Regions from separate parts of the Homo sapiens genome. Here region 2 is linked to region 1. The links are chromatin loops, found by intact Hi-C in ENCODE. Cell type or tissue: mammary epithelial cell. All regions are shown on one strand. Each heading gives the region's core, and the rest is flanking DNA. Links, peaks and the distances in the headings are about the cores only. Region 1 has its middle 110 kb from the start of RDUR. Region 2 has its middle 250 kb from the start of ZPLD1.

The links. A loop is a pair of places that touch in the nucleus more often than their neighbours do. Peaks named below come from ENCODE experiments on the same cell type or tissue, not always from the same donor. Only the 100,000 strongest peaks of a DNase experiment are listed, where the experiment ranks them.
Region 2: it touches region 1 in a loop (2.2-fold over the local background); 1 of 110 quality-filtered maps calls a loop at or near these places.

The regions. Positions count from the first base shown.
Region 1 is chr3:102,047,913-102,058,449 of GRCh38, reverse strand. No RefSeq gene overlaps it. Among named protein-coding and RNA genes, the nearest start is that of RDUR, 110 kb to the right of the region's middle. In mammary epithelial cell, for the core only: no CTCF peak of the experiment used is centred there; a DNase peak (open chromatin) is centred at 4,869; H3K27ac peaks cover 1,293 bases.
Region 2 is chr3:102,184,567-102,195,103 of GRCh38, reverse strand. No RefSeq gene overlaps it. Among named protein-coding and RNA genes, the nearest start is that of ZPLD1, 250 kb to the left of the region's middle. RefSeq lists an enhancer at 1-399. In mammary epithelial cell, for the core only: a CTCF peak has its summit at 4,513; DNase peaks (open chromatin) are centred at 2,373, 4,573, 4,953 and 5,353; H3K4me3 peaks cover 130 bases; H3K27ac peaks cover 4,705 bases.

The sequences.
Region 1 (10,537 bases), core at 2,928-7,927:
GGCCAAATGCCACAACTCAGTGAGCCTTCCTTAAATCTTTTTGAAATTGCAACCATCCCTCTCCTGCCACTTACTACTCTTCTTTTCTGCTTTTTTTCATAGTATTCATCAGCTATTTCATATACACCTTGTATTTATAATAGGTCTCTACCACTATACTCTAAGGTCCTTAAGAACAGAGATTTTTGTTTATTTTGTTCACTGCCATATCCCCAGTGACTCCCAGGATGAGTGACTTGTACATAGCAGGCACCAAACATGTATTTATTGAATGTGTTTCTCTGAACCCTGCACAATGCCAGGAGAGATTTACAGGAACAACCCCTGTCCTCCAGAAACTCTTAGTGTAGTTGGGGAGTTTGACAATTGCTAATACTTTATAAAGTCAGATCTCTAAGGTTAACACCCTAACACCTTCTTAGTTCCTCTTAGATACTGTGACTGCACCTAAGGGAAGGTGCCTTTAGGAGGAAGGTAGTTCATAGGTTGTGGTTTTGTGGTGGAACCTCCTGGTTTCAAGTAAGCATTGCTGACTTGGACAAAGATCTGAGCTTATTTTTTCTAATCAACTGTGCTTTCTCTATGAACATTGATGTTTTTATTAAAATAGCAAAGGATAATAAATGCCTCTCTTGTATTATATTTAACCCTTGAGGCAGAGAGGTCCAAAACACAAAAAAACCTATCTGATATTTTAGGCAGAGTTTCTCTTGACTCAAAACCACTTCTAGCACATTCATTAGGAAGGTTACTATCAAAAATAAATAAATAAATAAATAAATAAAACAAGTGTTGGAAAGGATGTAGAGGAAATGGAACCTTTGTGTACTGTTGGTACTAATGTAAAAATGGTGCTGCCACTGTGGAAAACATTAAGATAATTTCTCAAAAATTAAAAATAAGGCCAGGCACAGTGGCTCATCCCTGTAATCCCAGCACTTTGGAAGGCTAAGGCAAGTGGATCACCTGAGGTCACAAGTTCAAGACAAGCTTGGCCAACATGATGAAACCCCATCTCAACTAAAAATACAAAAATTAACTGGGCATGGTGGTGGGCCCCTGTAATCCCAGCTACTTGGGAGGCTGAGACAGGAGACTCGCTTGAACCAGGGAGGCAGAGGTTGCAGTGAGCCAAGATTGAGCCATTGCACTCCAGCCTGGGTGACAAGAGCAAAACTCCATCTCAAAAAAATAATTAAAAATAGAATTACCATATGATCCAGCCATTCCACTTCTGGGTATATATCTGTTATGGTTTGGATCTGTGTCCCTCCCAAATCTCATGTCAAATTGTAACCTCCAGCGTTGGAGGAGAGGCCTAGTGGGAGGTGACAGGATCATGGGGGTGGAGTTCTCATGAATAGTTTAGAACCCTCCCTTTGGTGCTATTCTCATGATAGAGTTCTTATGAGATCTGGTTGTTTAAAAGTGTGTGGCACCTTCCCCATTCTCCCTTTCTCCTGCTCTGGCCATTTGAAGATGCCTGCTCCAGCTTTGCCTTCTATCACAACTGTAAGTTTCCTGAGGTCTTCCCAGAAGCAGATGCTGCCATGCTTCCTGAACAGCCTACGGAACCATGAATCAGTTAAACCCCTTTTCTTTATAAATTATCCAGTATCAGGTATTTCTTCATAGCAATGTGAGAAGAGATGAATACAATATTCAAAAGAATTGAAAGCATAGACATGAAAAGATATTGGTACACTCATGTTCATAGCAACATTGTTCACAAGAGCTAAAAGGAAGAAACAACCCAAGTGTCTATTGGGATGAATGGATAAACAAAATGTGGTACACACACACACACACACACAAATATTATTCAGCCTTGAAAAGGAAGGAAATGCTACAACATGAATACATGTTGAGAATGTTGAAGTATGATTCTGTTTGTATAATGTATCTAGAATCATCAGACTCATAGAACTAGAAAGAAGAATGATGGTTGGCAGGGCCTAGGGGGAGGAAAGAATGGAGAGTTGTTTAGTGGGTATAGTGGGTTGTTGTTTAGTGGGTATATTCAGTTTTGCAAGATGAAAAAGTTCTGGAAATTAGTTGCACAACAATGTGAATATATTTAACACCACTGAACTGCACACTTAAAATTCAGATAAGTTTTATGTGTATTTTACCACAATAAACACTTTCAATTAAAAAATACAATACACCTATAATATAAGAGAAATCTCTCTATTGGACATTTGAATATGTGGGCACTAACTCCTTTTGTGTAAGCACATTGGTCTCAATATATCAAAAAGATTTTTTAATAAAAAAGGAAGGAAAAATCAATGGGCATTAGATCGTCTATAATGGGAATACTACAGTAACTTAAAATTCCTCTATATTCTATTCTTCCTCAATTTCTTGAAAAGTTTTTTGGTGATATCAGCAGTCCCTGGGTGATGAGTGAGGGCAGGACACTTTTCATACCTGGGATTCACCCTCTAGTGATTTGACATATCCACCCAGGGTTACTGGCTCACAAGGGTGGGTGCGTCTAACCATCTCTCCAGGAGACAAAATGGTTAAACAAGAGTAAAGGGCAGGTTTCTGGACCTTGAAGCTTTCTTTAAGATTGACCAGTGAACAAGATTTCTTCTCACTCCAGGCAGCAGATCCAGCATAAGGAAAGTTAGAGAGGCATGAGGAAAATACAGTTCAATCCCGACATCGATGAAGACTTCAGTGCTTTAGGTGCATGTGGCTGCTTAGGAGAGATCAGTGGCAGATAAGAATATGCTATTCATTATTTGGGGGGAAATTATTTAATCTCTCTAAGCTCAGCTTTTTTATTGTAAAAAATGGAGATAAAACTACTGACTTCACAGGATTCTTGTGAAGGTTAAATGGGGTTCATTGAAATGTCCTATCATATTGACTCACACATAAAGAGACACATAGTAATAGTTCATTACCAGTCTTAGCTGTAAATCATGAAAGATCTCATGATCTAAAGCAAAGAGTTTGAATTAGTCCTATAAAATATATTTTTTAATCTTTAAAGTTTTTTAAGAGTGATATGATCACATGTATATTTTAGAAAAGAACATTCAGTAATAACATGTTAGAAGTAGACAAGATTGGAGAGCAATAAAGGAAGGAAGAGTAGTTTCAAGGTTAGTGCAAGATTACAGATGACAAAAGAGGAGTGTGTAAGTAGTTACATTGCAATTAGCCAAAACAACCAAATAGTCCCTGTTTATTCTTAGTCAACAGAAATGGAAATGTTCATGTAAGCATGGAAAAGCCTTTTTATTTTCATTCTCTCTGTGTCTCCGAAAAGGAAAGAGGTAACAGTGAAAATAATAAATAAAGCTTTTTTACCCTGGGCCCTACAAACAACCAAAGATTTTTAATGTTATGGGGAGAGCAAGCATTATAAGGAAGAGAGGAAGTTTTCTGCCAGGCCTTTTGATATTATACTCCCCAGAGCTGGAACATACTGGTATCGTAAATGAGTACGATACCAGGTTCTCGAATCATGTTTTTATTCAACACACTTTTGTTATAATATTTATGAGAAAAAGCAAAATCAATTCCTGGCAGGGATCACTGTCTGTGTGGAGTTTGCATGTTCTCGCCAGGCCTGCTTGGGTTTTCTCCAGGTTCTCCGGCTTCCTCCTACATCCCAAAGATGTTAGGTTTATCGGTATATCTAAATTGTCCTAGACTGAGTGAGTGTGGGTGTGGGTATGAGTGTGCCCCGTGATGGGATGGCGTGCGGTCCAGGGCTGGTTCCCACCTTGCCTCCTGAGCTGCCCCATGATAGTCTCCCAGGCCACCTACGACTCTGAACTGGAATAAGTGGGTTGCAAAATAAATAAATGAACACAAGTTATTGCCAAATACAAATTTGTAATGAAATAAAACAATTTTTAAAATTCATAAAATCTATGATAATCATCCAAATGCATGACAATAAATGATGTGGTATGAATATTTGTAATTGTGTTTGAACTGCGTGGTGGGAGGAGGTGCTCTCTACCATTTTTACTTTGCAGACACTTATTCTTTGATTTAACCCACCACCACGAAGACTGCCATCACTCACTGATTCACCAAAAACTGGGTAAATAATTATCTGACTCGTTCTTATTAATCTTTCTTAAATATATGTATATAGCTCACACTTATTTCAATGTTTGATATTAGAAGTGTTTTGGGTCAGAAGTTTGGTAATGTTTTTGTTACCAGAAACATACCATAGGAACTTAACTCTTGTTTAAATCAATTAGCCTCTGATAAAATTTGTTTCATGATGTGTTGTTTCATTTAAAGTCACAATTTTCAAGAACCTATCAACAAGGTCAAGTGAGGACTTACTGTACTTGAAGGATTTCATCAAAAGTTAGAAAATTCTGGATGAATTGTTTACTCATAGCTAAAAGTAGGAGCTGATTGCAGTTAAGTAGTGATAGCATACAAGTGAAACCAATTCCCAAATGGATCTGGGTGTTTGAAAAATCATTTGTGTAATCCTATTTAGATACAACAAATTTTCAAAGTATTTTTCTTAGCAATATTCTTTATTTAAATTAGATTATATACAGCTCCACAATATATTTAAAAAACATAAAAGGCTGAGCTGTTTTGACTAAATATGCGCATGATGAATATATGAATCTGGCATGAGTAAGATGAGTGAGAAGGAGAGAAATCCTGGCCTAACAGCATCCTCTATGCTCCTTCTGGAAGCCAGTTCAAAAAGCACTTACACAAGGACAAATACAACTTCTCCCTTTGCATAGGAGGCAGTTTGGGGTTTGAATGATGCCAAATGAGAGTACACATGTAGTAGAATGAAATTCGCATATATTAACTAGGTACTTCCCACCTATTCTTTGTCTTCTGGCCTTTACCGATGAGTCAGATAACATTCATGCCTCAGGGTCAGCGCCAAAACATTACACAGCCAGAGAACAAAGAATTTTAGTTGCATAAGTTTTAAGGCTCAAACATATACTAAGGCTCAAAGTAGACTTTCATAAATCCATGTCTAGATCTGTGAAGAATGTAATTGGTGGTTTGATAGAAACAGCATTGAATCTGTAAATTGCTTTGGGCAGTGTGGCCATTTTAATTACATTAATTCTTTCTACCCATGAGCATGGGATGTTTTTTCATTTGTTTGTGTCATCTCTGATTTCTCTGAGCAGTTATTTTGTAATTCTCATTGTAGAGATCTTTCACCTCCCTTGTTAGCTGTGTTCCTAGGTGTTTTATTTTATTTTATTTTATTTTACTTTATTTTGTTTTATCTTTTGTGACAGTTGTGAATGGGATTGCATTCCTCATTTGGCCTTTGGCTTGGCTGTTGTCGGTGTATAAAATGTTAGTGTTTTTGTACATTGATTTTATATCCTGAAATTTGGCTGAAATTGTTTATCAACTGAAGGAGCTTTTGGGCCAAGACTATGGGGTTTTCTAGATAAAGAATCATATCACCTGCAAACAGGGATAGTTTGAATTCCTCTCTTCCTATTTAGATGTCCTTTATTTCCTTCTCTTGCCTGATTGCTCTGGCCAGGACTTCCAGTACTGTGTTGAATAGGAGTGATGAAAGACAGCATACTTGTCTTGTCATGGTTTTCAAGGGGAATACTTCCAGCTTTTGCCCATTCAGTATGATGTTGGCTGTGGGTTTGTGTATTAGTCTGTTTTCACACTGCTGATAAAGACATACCTGAGATTGGGAAGAAAATGAGGTTTAATGGACTTACAGTTCCACATGTCTGGGGAGGCCTCACAATCATGGTGGAAGGCAAGGCGGAGCAAGTCACATCTTTACATGGATAGCGGCACTCAAAGAGAGTTTACCCAGGGAAACTCCCCTTGTCGAAACCATCAGATCTCATAAGACTTATTCACTATCATGAGAACAGCATGAGAAAGACCTGCCCCAATGATTCAATTACCTCCTAACAGGTCCCTCCCACAACATGTGGGAATTCAAGATGATATTTGGGTGGGGACACAGCCAAACCATATCATTCTGCCCCTGGCCCCTCCCAAATCTCATGTCCTCACATTTCAAAACCAATCATGACTTCTCAACAGTCCCCCAAAGTCTTAACTTATTTCAGCATTAACTTAAAAGTCCACAGTCCAAAGTCTCATCTGAGACAAGGCAAGTCCCTTCTGCATAGAAGCCTATATAATCAAAATCAAGTTAAATATTTCCTAGATACAATGGGGGTACAGGCATTGGGTAAATACAGCCATTCCAAATGGGAGAAAGTGGCCAAAATGAAGGGGCTACAGGACCCATGCAAGTCCAAAATCCAGCTGGGCAGTCAAATCTTAAAGCTCCAAAATGATCTCCTTTTAATCCATGTCTCACATCTGGGTCATGCTGATACAAGAGGTGGGTTCCCATGGTCTTTGGCAGCTCCGCCCCTGCGGCTCTGCAGGGTATAGCCTCCCTGCCAGCTGCTTTAATGGGCTGGTGTTGAGTGTCTGTGGCTTTTCCAGGTACACGGTGCAAGCTGTCAGTGGATCTACCATTCTGGGGTCTGGAGGAAGGTGGCCCTGTTCTCACAGCTCCACTAGGCCATGCCCCAGACTCTGTGTGGGGGTTTCAACCTCACATTTCCCTTCCACGCTGCCCTAGCAAAGGTTCTCCATGAAAGCACTACCCCTGCAGCAAACTTCTTCCTGGACATTCAGGCATTTCCATACATCCTCTGAAATCTAGGCAGAGGTTCCCAAACCCCAATTTTTGGCTGCTGTGCACTGGCAGGCTCAACACCACGTAGAAGCTGCCAAGGCTTGAGGCTTGCACCCTCTGAAGCCACGGCCTGAGCTCTATGTTGGCCCCTTTCAGCCACTGCTGGAGCAGCTGGGATGCACGGTACCAAGTCCCTAGGGAGTACACAGCACGCAGACCCTGGGCCCAGCCCACAAAACAACTTTTTCCTCCTAGGCCTCTGGACCTGTGATGGGAGGGGCTGCCATGAAGACTTCTGACATTCCCTAGAGACATTTTCCCCATTGTCTTGGGGATTAACATTTGGCTCCTCATTACTTATGCAAATTTCTGCATCCAGCTTGAATTTCTCCTCAGAAAATAGGATTTTCTTTTCTATCTCATTGTCAGGCTGCAAATTTTCCAAACTTGTATGCTCTGTTTCCCTTTTAAAACTGGATGCCTTTAACAACACCCAAGTCACCTCTTAAGTGCTTTGCTGCTTAAAAATGTCTTCCACCAGATACCCTAAATCATCTCTCTCAAGTTCAAAGTTCCACAAGTCTCTAGGGCAGGGGCAAAATATCACCAGTCTCTTTGCTAAAACATAGTAAGAGTCAGCTTTTCTCCAGTTCCCAACAAGTTCCTCATCTCCATCTGAGACCACCTCAGCGTGGATTTCATTGTCTATATTATTATCAGCATTTTGGTCAAAGACATACAACAAGTCTCTAAGAAGTTCCAAATTTTCCCACATTTTTCTGTCTTCTTCTGAGCCCTTCAAATTTTTCAAATCTCTGCCTGTTACTCAGTTCCAAAGTCACTTCCACATTTTCGGGTATCTTTTCAGCTGCGCCCCACTCCACTGGTACTCATTTACTGCATTAGTCTGTTTTCATGCTGCTGATAAAGACGTACCTGAGACTGGGCAATTTACAAAAGAAAGAGGCTTAATGGACTTACAGTTCCATGTGGCTAGGGAGGCCTCACAATCATGGTGAAAGGGGAAAGGCACTTCTTACATGGCAGCAGCAAGAGAGAGAATGAGAGCCAAGTGAAAGGGGTTTCACCTTATAAAACCATCAGATCTCGTGAGGCTTATTCACTACCATGAGAACAGTATGGGAGAAACCGCCCCCACGATTCAATTATCTCCCACCAGGTCCTTCCCACAACACATGGGAATTATGGGAATATAATTCAAGATGAGATTTGGGTGGGGACACAGGGCCAAACCATATTAGTTTGTATTCATATGGAACAAAAAAAAAGCCCAAATAGCCCAGGCAATCCTAAGCAAAAAGAACAAAGTTAGAGGCATCACGTTACCCGACTTCAACCTATACTACAGGGCAACAGTAACCAAAACAGCATGGTACTGGTACAAAAACACACAGGTTAATGGAGCAGAATAGACAGTGCAGAAATAAGGCCACATACCTATGACCATCTCATCTTCAGCAAAGCTGACAAAAACAAACAATGGGGAAATGACTCCCTATTCAATAAATGGTGCTGGGATAACTGGCTAACCATATGCAGAAGATTAAAACTGGACCCCTTGTTCACACCATATACAAAAATTAACTCAAGATGGATTAAAGACTTAAATGTAAAACCCAAAGCTATAAAGACCCTGGAAGACAACCTAGCCAATACCATCCTGGAATAGGAATGGGCAAAGATTTAATGACAAAGACACCAAAAGCAATTGCAACAAAAGCAAAAATTGACAAATGAGATCTAATTAAACTAAAGAGCTTCTGCACAGTAAAAGAAACTGTCATCAGAATAAACAGACAACTTACAGAATGGGAGAAAATATTTGCAAACTATGCATCTGACAAGGGTCTAATTAATATCCAGCATCTATAAAGAACTTAAACAAATTTACAAGAGAAAAACAAACATTATAAAGTGGGCAAAGGATATGAACAGACACTTTTCAAAAAAAGACTGCATTAGACAATTCTCACACTGCCAATAAAGACATACCTGAGACTCAGTAATTTATAAAGGAAAAAGATTTAGTTCACTCACAGTTCACGTGGCTGGGGAGGCCTCAGGAAACTTACAATCCTGGTGAAAGGGGAAGCAAACATGTCCTTCTTCACATGGCAGCAGAAGGAGAAGTGCTAAGCAGAAGGGGAAAATATACCCTTATAAAACCATCAGATCTCGTGAGAACTTACTATCACAAGAACAGCATGAAAGTAACTGCCCCCATTATTCAATTACCTCCCACTGGGTCCCTCCTATGACATGTGCAGATTATGGGAACTACAATTCAAGATGAGATTTGGGTGGGGAAACAGCCAAACCATATCAAAGACATGCATGCAGCCAACAAGCATATGAAAAAAAGCTCAGTATCACTGATCATTAGAGAAATGCAAATCAAAAACCACATTGAGATACCATCTCATACCAGTCAGAGTGGCGATTATTAAAAAGTCAAAAAATAGATGCCAGAAAGGTTGCAGAGAAAAGGGAACACTTACACAATGTTGGTGGGAATGTAAATTATTAATAGTTCAACCATCGTGGAAGCAGTACAGCAATTTCTCAAAGAGCTAAAAGTTGAACTACCATTCAACTCAGCAATCCCATTACTGAGTATATACCCAGAGGAATAAAAATTATTCTACCATAAAGACACATGCACTTGAACGTTCATTGCAGCACTATTCACAATAGCAAAGACAGGAATCAACCTAAATGCCCATCAGTGACAGAGTGAATAAAGCAAATGTGGTATATATACACCATGGAATACTATGCAGCCATAAAAAAGAACAAGATCACATCTTTTGCAGAAACATGCATGGAGCTGGAGGCTATTATCCTCAGCAAACTGATTCAGGAACAGAAAGCCAAATACCGTATGTTCTCACTTATAAGTGAGGGCTAAATGATGAGAACTCATGAACACAAAGTAGGAAACAACAAACACTGGGGTCCACTTGAGGGTGAAGGGCGTCAGAGAAGGGAGAGGAAAAGAGAAGATAACTATTGGGTACTGGGCTTAATTCCTAGGTGATAAAATAATCTGTACAACAAACCCCAGTAACATGAGTTTACTTAGGTAACAAACCTTCACATGTACCTCTGAACCTAAAATAAAAGTTTTTTTAAAAAAGAAAATGTGGTATATACACACCATGGAATACTATTCAGCCATACAAAAGAATGAGATCATGTCTTTTGAAGAAATGTGGAAGGACCTGGAGGCTATTAACCTTAGTAAACTAACGCAGGAACAGAAAACCAAATACCACATGTTCTTACTTATAAGTGGGAGCTAAATGATGAGAACTCATGAACAAAAAGAAGCGAACAACAGACACTAGGGCCTATGTGAGGGTGAAGAGTGGGAGGAGGCAGAGGAGCAGGAAAAATAACTAATGGGTACTAGGCTTAATACCTGGGTGATGAAATAATCTGTACCACAGACCCCCATGACACAAGTGTACCTATGTAACAAACCTGCACATGTATTCCTGAACCTAAAACAAAAGTTAAAAAATAAATAAATAAATAAATCTATGCTATATACAGAATGACATGTGAAATGTGACTTTTAAAATATCAAAAAAAACAAAGTTATCAGCATTAAAAAAAGTTTAGAAGAACCCTTGCCTAGTCACTTGAAGAGGAGAATAAAAGCTAGTTGATTAATTAAGGATTTTTCTGGAATCAGAGAGAAATGGGCATTCCAAGCCCTTGGCTCCACTCCTACCCCTTGGGTGTGGGTAGGGAAGAATGATCACGGTTTCAGCTCTGGGAGATTCTGAAAGTTGGGCCTCATTTCCTGAGGCACAGATCAAGGAGACAAAGAGCCAAGTGTAG
Region 2 (10,537 bases), core at 2,012-7,011, 140 kb before region 1:
TTTTTTTAACTTCATTGTTTAATAACAATGGGTTATAACAGGCAAATGATTTTTTCTGAGATGGGGTCTCACTCTGTTGCCCAGGGTAGAGGGCAGTGTTGCTATCATGGCTCATCACAGTGGGGCTCAAGCAATCCTCCCACATCTGCCTCCAGAGTAGGTGGGACTATAGGGGCGAACCACCACATCTGGCTAATTTTCATTTTCATTTTTATTGTAGAAGTGGAGTTTCACCATGTTGCTCAGGCTGGTCTCAAACTCCTGGGCCCAAGCAATCCTCCCACTTTAACCTCCCAAAGTGCTGGAATTACAGGCATGGGCCACTGCACCCAGCCAGACATGTGATTTTTAATTTGACTTTTTTCTTCATATATTATGAATATTTTACCTTTCCTTTATTTTTCAATCTACAGCAGTTTGATTTTTGCTATGACTGCTCCCTTGTCTGCCCTAATAAAAGAAACAAGTGGTACAATCATTGCTAAATCTAAGGCCACCTCCAGTCTTGTCTTACTTTTATCTTCCTTGGCCACTTCTTCCATAATCAAACATCCGTCCTTTGACTTTCTCAACATGCCTTTATCCTGGTTTTCATCTATTTCTAGCTGTTCCTTCTGATCTCCTCGTTAGTCACTCTCTTCTGATAACCCTTGAATATAGAAGCCAGACCCCTCTCCCTTTCTATTTTATTTTACCCACCACCTCTGCATTTTGATGCATATATTCAAATATTTAGCCCTATCCGTTCCTGACTTCTGGACCCTTATGCAACCTGGATTTCCCACTGACTCGTTAAACTCAACATGCCCAAAGCAGAATTTCTTATCTCTTCTTCCTTCTCAAATATGAGGATCGTCTTTCTTTCAGCTTGGAGGCAGCAATCGTCACAGTGCCCTCTTGCCTCTTCACCGTAGTAACATCAATAACCACAGAGTTGACATTTATGGAACTCAAATGCTATGTTAAGACTTTACAGACATTTTTTAATTTTCTCAAGAAATCTATGAGGTAAGTACTATCATCACCCTTACTTTACAACAAGGAAATTAAAGCTTAGGAAGGTGAAGAAACTTGCTCAGGGACACCCAGCAAATAAGTGACAGATCTAAATGTCAGACATAAAAATGTGTCTCCATAGCCCAGAGATCACACTCCTAGCCCCACACACTCTCATAAAAAGACTCACTAAGTCTGGAATTGTGAAAAATGAATGTTTACAAATGTGAGAAAATAAAATAAAATTCAAAATGTAAAAATTGATTAAGATGAAAACATATGTTGTTTATTCAAATGTAAGTGTCCACCTGGATCAACCTGGCTGGCTCAGCTTGGCAGTCAGTTCTGGTTTCTTCTTGCCACAATCTTGTCTATTTTGAATGCTAGACTACATTGAGCAGACCCTTTGTCCAAGGGAGACCTGGCTTCCAGATCCTGTAGGATCTTCAGCTTCTTCCAAATGCTGCTTATTAGAATTAACCTCACATCTTTGAGCTAGTAGACTCCCCTTTTGGTCTGAATTGACCCTCTGAGCCCAGCCACATTCCCTGCAATAAGAAAAGCACTTCCCTAACTTAAAACCAAGCTTCAGACCTCTCTGAAACTACTTGCTCCTCTTCCTCTCTCTAAATGACTCAACTGGAAGTTCTGACATTTCCATAACACATTCTTCTATGTGTGATTTGGTACTGAATGATATGTTACACTAAGTGATTCCCAAGGCTGGTGCGACCCCTTAGTAAAGACCAACATTACCCATTTCCCATAACCCAGGCTGTTGTCATGGCCTGTCTAGTGGTTCTGTGGCCCAGATTTCATCATCCTTGGAGCCAATCTGGATTTGTCAACTCCCACCCAATCCCCACCCCATTCTTGCCCCCATCCCCAAGGCCTAGAAGACTTTTTAATGATTCCTTCAGTTTTTTAAGACACTGTCCCTCCACCGAACTTTCCTAGGATATATTCTTGTTCTCAACTCATTTGCAGGGCAGTGATCTGTATAGTTTGTTTTGTTTATACAAACATTTATTGAATACCAGCTATTATGCCAACCACTGTGCTTTGAGATTGTGCTAAAGTTAAACAATGAGAAATAATCCCTGAATTCAAGGAAATGCTAGTCCATGTGGAGAACCAATAAGCACACAAATTATACAAGGCAGTGAACCAAATGCTCAGTCAAGTCTGAGAATGGAGCCTCCAAGCTGAAATATTAGTCTTTAGAGCAGAGGTCCTGTGGGCACTATACCTTTAAGGTTCCTAAGGACAGGAAATGAATCTTGTTTATTATTCTACCTCAACCTCTAGCAAGTACTTCAGTACACAGAGCCAGTGCTCAATAAATAGTTGTTAAATGAATAATTGCACCTCCTTACAAATTCCAGGTGATCTGAGTTACATTACGCAGGTTTCACAGAGCCAGACCAGGTAAATGAGAATACTCTTAAATTGTATCCCAGCAGTGCGGTTCATGAGAAAGAATTCTAATGTTGGGCTGGCCCTGAAATCAGTGAAAATGTGCTTTCTCCTAGCAGCCCCCATCTGCCGACACAACTTATCTCTACTGAATATATCTTACACATCCTCAAGTTCAGCTGGATACTTGAGCCTGCAGTCTTTTGCAACCTGTTTGAAAACTTCCAGAAGCAGAAGACTTACTCTCCATGAGGCTCAGTGCAGCTCAGACAACCAAGAACTCTTTCTTTTTGATGAGATAACATGTGTCTTCCTGAAATCTCCACACATTTGCCCTAGGTTTGGCCCCTGAAAACACAAAGAACAAATATGATACTTCTTCCAAAGAATAGCTCCTCCTCAGATACATGGAGGTTGAAGCTCACTGAACCTTCTCTTGGGCTGCCTAAAACTGTCCTCAATGTTACCAATTATCCTGCACTTTCTGAGTTCCCTCATAGCCTTGACTAGTCTCCATTAAACACACTCTTAATTTCTTATATCTTTTTTTGAGTTTAGTAACCACTATAGAAGAATAGAATATACTACTCCAAGTACCACCTGATATCAACATAAACAAGTGCTATTACCTTCTCTATTCTAGATATTATATCTAAATTAACATGGCCTACAATCATATTAAATTTTTATCCCAATCATAGCACATTGCTGATTTATGTTGTGTTTACTGTCGAACAAATTTTCACGTAAGATATTGCCAAGTTGTTTCTCTTCATCTGGGACATTGTATAGTTGATTTTTGACCTAAGGGTGGGGTTTTTCATTTTTTCCCCATTACATTTTATCATGGTAGATTCAACTTATAATTCTAGTAGATCTCTTTAAGGTCCTAAGTCTGTCATTCAACAACTTCAATATTTTTCCCAGTTTAAGCTAATTCATTTATTAATTTAAAATGGGTAATTTATTGAGTACTTCCTGGGGGCTGGACATTGTTCTAAGCACTGGGGATTCAACAGTGAACAAGACAGACAAAGCGCCTGTTTATGTGGAAATCACAAGTGTTAGGGTACAGGTAAGAGAAGGGCTGGGAAAGGGGGCATTGTGAGGTGAGGAATGCCCTCATGAGATGAGCATGCCTTCTATATGTTAGATATTTAATAAGAATTAACCTGATCTCTCTCTCCAAGTTGACAAAAACACTCTGGATATGCTCTCCTGACCAGTTACACTTCTCAGTTGTCTACAGGAATGCCCACTGAGAACCTGGCATCAACAATCTGTTGCATTTCCTTGGTTTTCATCCAAGTACCTATTCAGGTGCCCTAAGAAAAACTTTCATAATCCCCTTGGGAATATAACTGGTCTGACACACTTCACCAGTCTGAGGTACAAACACATCATGTCTATTTTATTTTCCTGATTTGTCCATTAATCCCAACTAGTTCTCCTAAGAGAACTGCATACCAAGGAAATACAGAGAAAGGCTGTCTTTATAAAATTCAAAGACTGCTGGGATCCTTTCCTCAACATAACAGACTCCTTTGTTTACATAACTAAAGGGAACTTACGATTTTTCACGTAAGTATAAAAACGTAATACGAAGATAATTTGCTATCTTCACTTCTGTATTTAGAAGAGGCTAGAATATTAATTTTTAAGTATACTAATTCTATTAGCAGTTAGGGGAGGGGTGGCACTTCTTCATAAGAGATCAATTTGAAAAAAAAAAATACAAAAGGCCCTAAGCATTTCTAGGCATAGGCTTTAAAAGCCCTGGCTTGTGTACATAATAAAGATGAAAAAAGTAGAGAGATAAGAGACCTAGAAACCTGATCCACTTTTCCACCAGGAAAAGGAGGAAAATGCTCTTCTCTTTTCTCATGGTTTCTATTTTTCTTTTCTATTTTAACTTCAGAAAAAGAAGTCAAGACTGAGAGGAGAGAGACTGCTGAACTGGAATAAACTGCAGAAGCTGGATTAGAAGACATTGAGCTGGCCAAAAATACAATACATTTTTAAATTGCAGCTTTCCAAACTAGCCTTGACATCTCACCCCAGGCACTGGCAACCTATCCCATAGCCAGCTACAGGCAGCCTGCTGGGGAATTTCAGTGCCACATCAGCCATTCACCCGCCCTCGGCAAAGTACGCTCCCTCACCTTCCTACCTCCTTCTTACCGGCCTGGTCCTGCAGGCACCCAGGGGCTGGCACTCCACCAGGCCATTCCTCCAAACAAAGTCGGCCTTTCATCAATGGTCCCAAGTGCAAGATTCCCCTTCCTACACACTCTAGGCATCAACACATCTTCATGCCTTATCCGATCTTGGTTATCAAACTCTAGATGAGAAAAATGAAACCCAGTTTATTTATACCTTAGAAAAGAGTTTGTTAACCAAAACACATTTCTCAGAAGTGGAGTATGACTTATTAGACTTTATATTATTCCGTGTTAATTTTTCTCCATCTAATCATCAAAAGTGAAATACAGGACATCCACATGACTCATTTGAACACAGCTGCACCCCTGTGTTAGCAAGTGACTTGTACCAGTGCCATTGGGCTCAGTCAAAACAAAGAATCATCACTTAGAGGAGGTGAGGTTTGACCAACAAATTCTTTAGACCCTGGTAGTCAGTGCAAGAGCTTCTGAATGATAACAATGATAAAAGTAATAGCAGCAGCTAATATATACACAATTAAACAATGCACATTACATGGATTATCTCATTTCATACATGCAACAATCTTTTACAATTATAGCAGTTCCACAAAGTAGGGAATTTCTGTTTTAACTAGTCCTTCAAGAGGCAATTACTTTTCTCTAGTGTTCTGCTCTTAGGACTGGAAGGATGAGACTTTGCGACCAGAAAGACTCATCATTAGAGTGGGCAGCTCCTTCCTTCCTCATGCCACACCCACAGGCAGCTGCCTTCCCTTTCCTGCAGCAAACAGGTCCCATCATATCCCACAGATGCAACCAAATGATTTCGTATTGCTTTCAGCAATTACATGAAGAGGCATATGACTAAATCAGCCTATTATCCTCATTTCTCAACAGCCCTCACAATATTGCATTTATAGAATTTTGGTGTTGTGGCCTTCAAAACACATTGGTATTGTGACCTTACTAGAATAATCCTTTAGAGTCACAGACATTTATTAAAACAAAGACCATGTTTTCTGGTAATAAAAGCTAAGGGAGGGTATGAGAATTTATTCTCCAGGTTAACAAGGACAAGATAACCCTCAGCATGCATCTGCAAGTAGAATGCTGTGTGAAACACTCCCTTATCAAACTCTTTCCTGAATAGCAACCCTCAAGGCAGCCTGAAATGTCTTATTATTTTTATGCTTCTGCATGTGCACCTGTATTACCAATAATACCCTGTCAATGCATTGAGTTTGTTTGCTGTTTATTTCCTAACAAGAAACTGTTCATGGTATGGAGTAGAGAAGGAGTATTTTCATGGGATAGGCATTTTGGAGAAGAAAAAAAGCAAATGAGAGAAGTGGGAAAATGTTTTCAGTGAAGGTATTTGCCTTGATTCACATTTCTTCCAGAATGTGCTTTCTTTCTCATTATAAAGGTTGGATTTTGAAAGTCTTCGTTACCCAATGAGTTTAAGAGGTGCTTAGAAGCGTCCGAAAGCAGAGCCTTGGCCAAGCAGATGGTCTCTTCTTGCTCTACCATTCACATTTCTATTCCTTTCACCTTTCACTTTGGCAATGAGAGGTTAATGTCTGCAAGGTAAAGCACTAAGCAAAATTTAATGCCTGAAGACTCCCTTAGCCTTTGATAATTGCTAATTCTTTGGCAATAAGAATGTTTCTATCTTTCTCATCCCCAGGCCCAGCACAGTGCCTGGCACTCAGAGAGCAGATTATTATTTGGTGAATTTACTTGAGTCAAAATGAAAACCCAGCCAACTCATGAGCCTGCCTAGGAAAAGGAGAAGCTCTTTGGGGCAGATGTTATCCGATCTTGGTTATCAAACTCTAGATGAAAAAAATGAAACCCAGTTTGGGATCTGTTACCCCAGAACTATAAACTTCTTCCAAAGCTGCCCCAAAGCAGTATAAGGAGAATGTTATTAATTAATAAATCCAGATATTATATACTTATTTCTCTAAATACAAGAGAAAATATTTTCCCAAAAATCAGAAAATAGAAAACAATTAAAGCAACATGCATCTACCAAGAAAAGGTTAACAGTTAAGCACTTTGCTGCTGAACTTGGGTTATTGTAGATGGACGATGTTAATAGATTTTTGTTACTAGATTTTTCAGAGCTGATTTAAATAGAAACAATAAGATATCTGGAATCTGGAAAACTTGTGTGTTCCACTGGCAGCAGTAAATCTAGTCTTTTGGTTTTGATTTATTTCATTCTTAATTTTACATAATGAAATTTTCATCATTCTCAATTTAAAAATAATGACAGTTGAAGCAAACAGCAGTCCTGATGACTTCCCTTCACAAGCCTCCCACTTTGAGGAAGCCATGTTCTTTCACTGGAGCAGAAGCACATACCTTCATCCCTTTCTCTTTTTTTTTAAGTTTCTTTTTTTTTTTTTGCATACCCTTCCTCAGCCTTAAATATGAAATGTATGGGAGTTGTTCTTCCTCACTGTAATATTCAAGCAAAAATATAAGCCAGTTAATGCTCTTTTTGTTTGCCCCCCCTCCTCACTCCCACAGTCACTTTGCAATACCAGGTCCTCATCACCTTAAGAATTATTCTGGCAATAAGACTTTTGATACCCTCATCCTCCCCATTGCCAGCCCAGGCTTCTCCCTTAGACTGAGTCTTCTTACCTGTGATTTCCTTAAGGGCAGGCACCATATTTATTCATTTGCATTCCAAGCAGTCTGTGCAACTTCTAATACACAGTGAGTTTTCTTTAAACGATTGATAATTGAGTGAATGGATTACCAAGCTGGCTTCCTAAATATAGCTCATTGCATTGTTCCACTGCTGAAATCTTGTTAATGGCTGGCTACAGCCTGCCTCATCAAAATATAGTTGATCGCATTATTACATATTTCCTATTTGTGAATTCATCTACTTGATAAAATTTTTCTGTAATCCCAAAATCAACACTCAAGTGCTTTCAGGGTCACTCATAGGCATGCGCAGAGCAACAAATTTTGAGTCACCCAATGTGCATGTTCCCAGCTGAGGTTGAACAGGGCAACACTCTGCCTTCTTGTTTCAGCTCTCAGACTTTAAACAAGTGTCCCTTCTATGGTCTATTTAGTGCCATGTTGTCTCATATTTTTGTGCCATTCATTCATAATTTTGCTGTTTAAAATGACACCCAATTGTAGGGCTCAAGTGCTACATAGTGCTCCTAAGTGCAAGAAGCCTGGAATATTTCTCAGGGAGAAAACACGTATATTAGATAAGCCCTGTCAAAGCATAAGCTACAATGTGTTGGTAGTGAGTTCGATGTTAATGAGTTGGCAACATATATAAAGTGTCTTTAAACAGAAACACATATCAAACAAAGTTATGTATTGCTTGGTTGTAGAAAATGCGAACAGAGGCCCACAGGAACCTAACCCTGAATTTCCCCTAGGATCAAAAATTCCGTATTTGCTAATTCAGTGTTCGTGGTGACCTCATAACTGCCATGAATAACTAGAATCTGTTATAAATTGTCTCTAATTGCATCCCGGGGCCCTCAGATTATTGAGGGCCGTGCCTATTACCTCAGCCCCTCTACTCCTTAGCAGTAAGTATCCACACAGTCACCTTGCTCCCTCTAGACCAGGCTTCTGTCATGTCTGCTTTCCTTCATGTTTAACCATAAGGTCCTCTCTAGATCTCACTTTCTCCATGAAGTCTCCTCTGCAGAGTTTAGCCCCGATTAATTGACTCATCTTTGAACCTTTAATGTAACTGTTACCTTGTCTGTATCATGATACTTAACATTTAACTATATGCAATCTTGATTTGGTCCCTACTTAATTAATGTTATTTGCTAGCCAGTTTGGTTACAATCACCTTAAAGGCAGGTGTTCACCTCATATTTATATCAGTTTCCTTTATTTATATGTATATATAAATATACTATCTACCTAATAAGGCCAAGTGGTTCTAATCTACCTTTTTTCATATTATTATAGAATGATGGAGCTATAAAGAGCATAAAACTCCTCTAGGCTATCCTGTATTTTTATAAAGGAGGAATCCAGGACCTAGCAAGTTCCCAAGGACATGTCATTTTTATGTCTGAAACAGAAGTTGGGGCCATGACTCTCAGCTCTGTACAGTTTCCATTGCTCTAAACCAGCCATAACAAAATCCTTTCTATTAACATTTATTTTTATAGAAACAAAGTTTATCCATACTTACATCTATGAAAATGAAAAATAGGAGTCAGCTGTAGCTGAACCCTAATTCACTCTAGAAATTGGTCATGTTCATCTATGGATATGTGAACCAACCAGAGGAAAACATAAGCCACTACCAATTCCATGAGAGGTGTCCCATCAAGAAAATTTTCCTTTTAAGTTAATGATTGTTTCAAATTGTCTGTGTTTTGATTATGTGTATAATTTTTTTCTACATTTAAAGCCTTATAGTCAGAGAAAATTACAAGATAACTTAAGCTCCAGTAAATATTTTTGTTATAGAAAGATGAGATAGGGTAATTAAGATAGGATTTTAAAGAATAAGATAAAATTAGAAAGGAAAAAGTAGGATAGAAATATAACTACAAGAAGCTAACAAAACGATCTCAAACTTCTGACTGATAAGAAAATGTGTTCATGTATTTTTTTAATGAATTTTTACAATGTCTATAAATAATCTTAAAATATTTCAACATATATAGTATTTTTTGTTTGTTCCAATTAGTTTAAATTTTCACTATAGGAGAAGTCCGTTGCCTTAATGAAAAACATGCGGTCCAGGAGTGATCAGATGGGGATTTAAAAGGGAACTTTCTAATCCAAATACAGCTAACAAAAGTCTTCCATTATCCACGTCTCCATTAGAACTGAGGCTTTCTAAATGAATATTGTGAATGTCAGAAATGGGTTTTAATTAATAGAAATACTGACCTGTTGATCAGCATGATGGATATTGGAAATTGGCTCTTTGACATAATTAAGAGAATTCAGATATGTGGCTTGGCTAAACATACTTTAGACACTTATCTATATTTGTTTTAACAGACTATATGCTAGGCTTGATTCCCTAAGTCCTGACTCCAGCTAATGGCTTAACAGGAATACTAGATGGCTGGTGCTAATTATTCATATAACATAATCTTTCCATAGAATGTTGTTCTTGGCCTTAAGTGACTCTTTCAGACAAAGAGTAGTTGAAGCACATAAAAGAACAGAGGGCTGGTGTGTCACTGAGTTTACAGAAAAAGTAGCAAGAACTGATTTGAAGTAACTTTGCTACTTAATGTTTGTTCATCAGTATCTGCATGGTGGCAAAATTTGACATGAGATGCAAGTCCATGGAAGAATGGCTGTCACTCCCTCGATCATTTTTGCATTTACCAACCCCATTACTATTTGATCATGCTGTTAGAGCACCTTGTCATAGGTCAGTTGGCTAAATAGGTGGTAGAGTGTATCAAACTGCTAGAGTATCTGGATTCCATGGTACACGTTTAAAAGAGTAACGTGGCTGGGCACAGTGGCTCACTGCTGTGATCTCAGCAGTTTGGGAGGCCGAGGCGGGCGGATCACCAGGTCAGGAGATCAAGACCATCCTGGAGAACACTGTGAAACCCCGTCTCTACTAAAATTACAAAAAAATCAGCCGGATGTGGTGGTGGGCACCTGTAGTCCCAGCTACTCGGGAGGCTGAGGCAGGAGAATGGCATGAACCCGGGGTGCGGAGCTTGCAGTGAGTGGAGATCAAGCCACTGCACTCCAGCCTGGGCAACAGAGCAAGACTCCGTCTCAAAAAATAAATAAATAAATAAATAAAAAGAGTAACGTAATTTCTAGTAATGCTATTTACACATATAATGAATAATTACAAGTGCCAACTTCAAAATGCATGATTAGGTACATAGTTCTGCTGTAGGATTTAAGTGGTATGTGAGCAAAAAGTTTGAGCATCACTGTTCTAAGCTGCCTGCAGGTCTATCTTG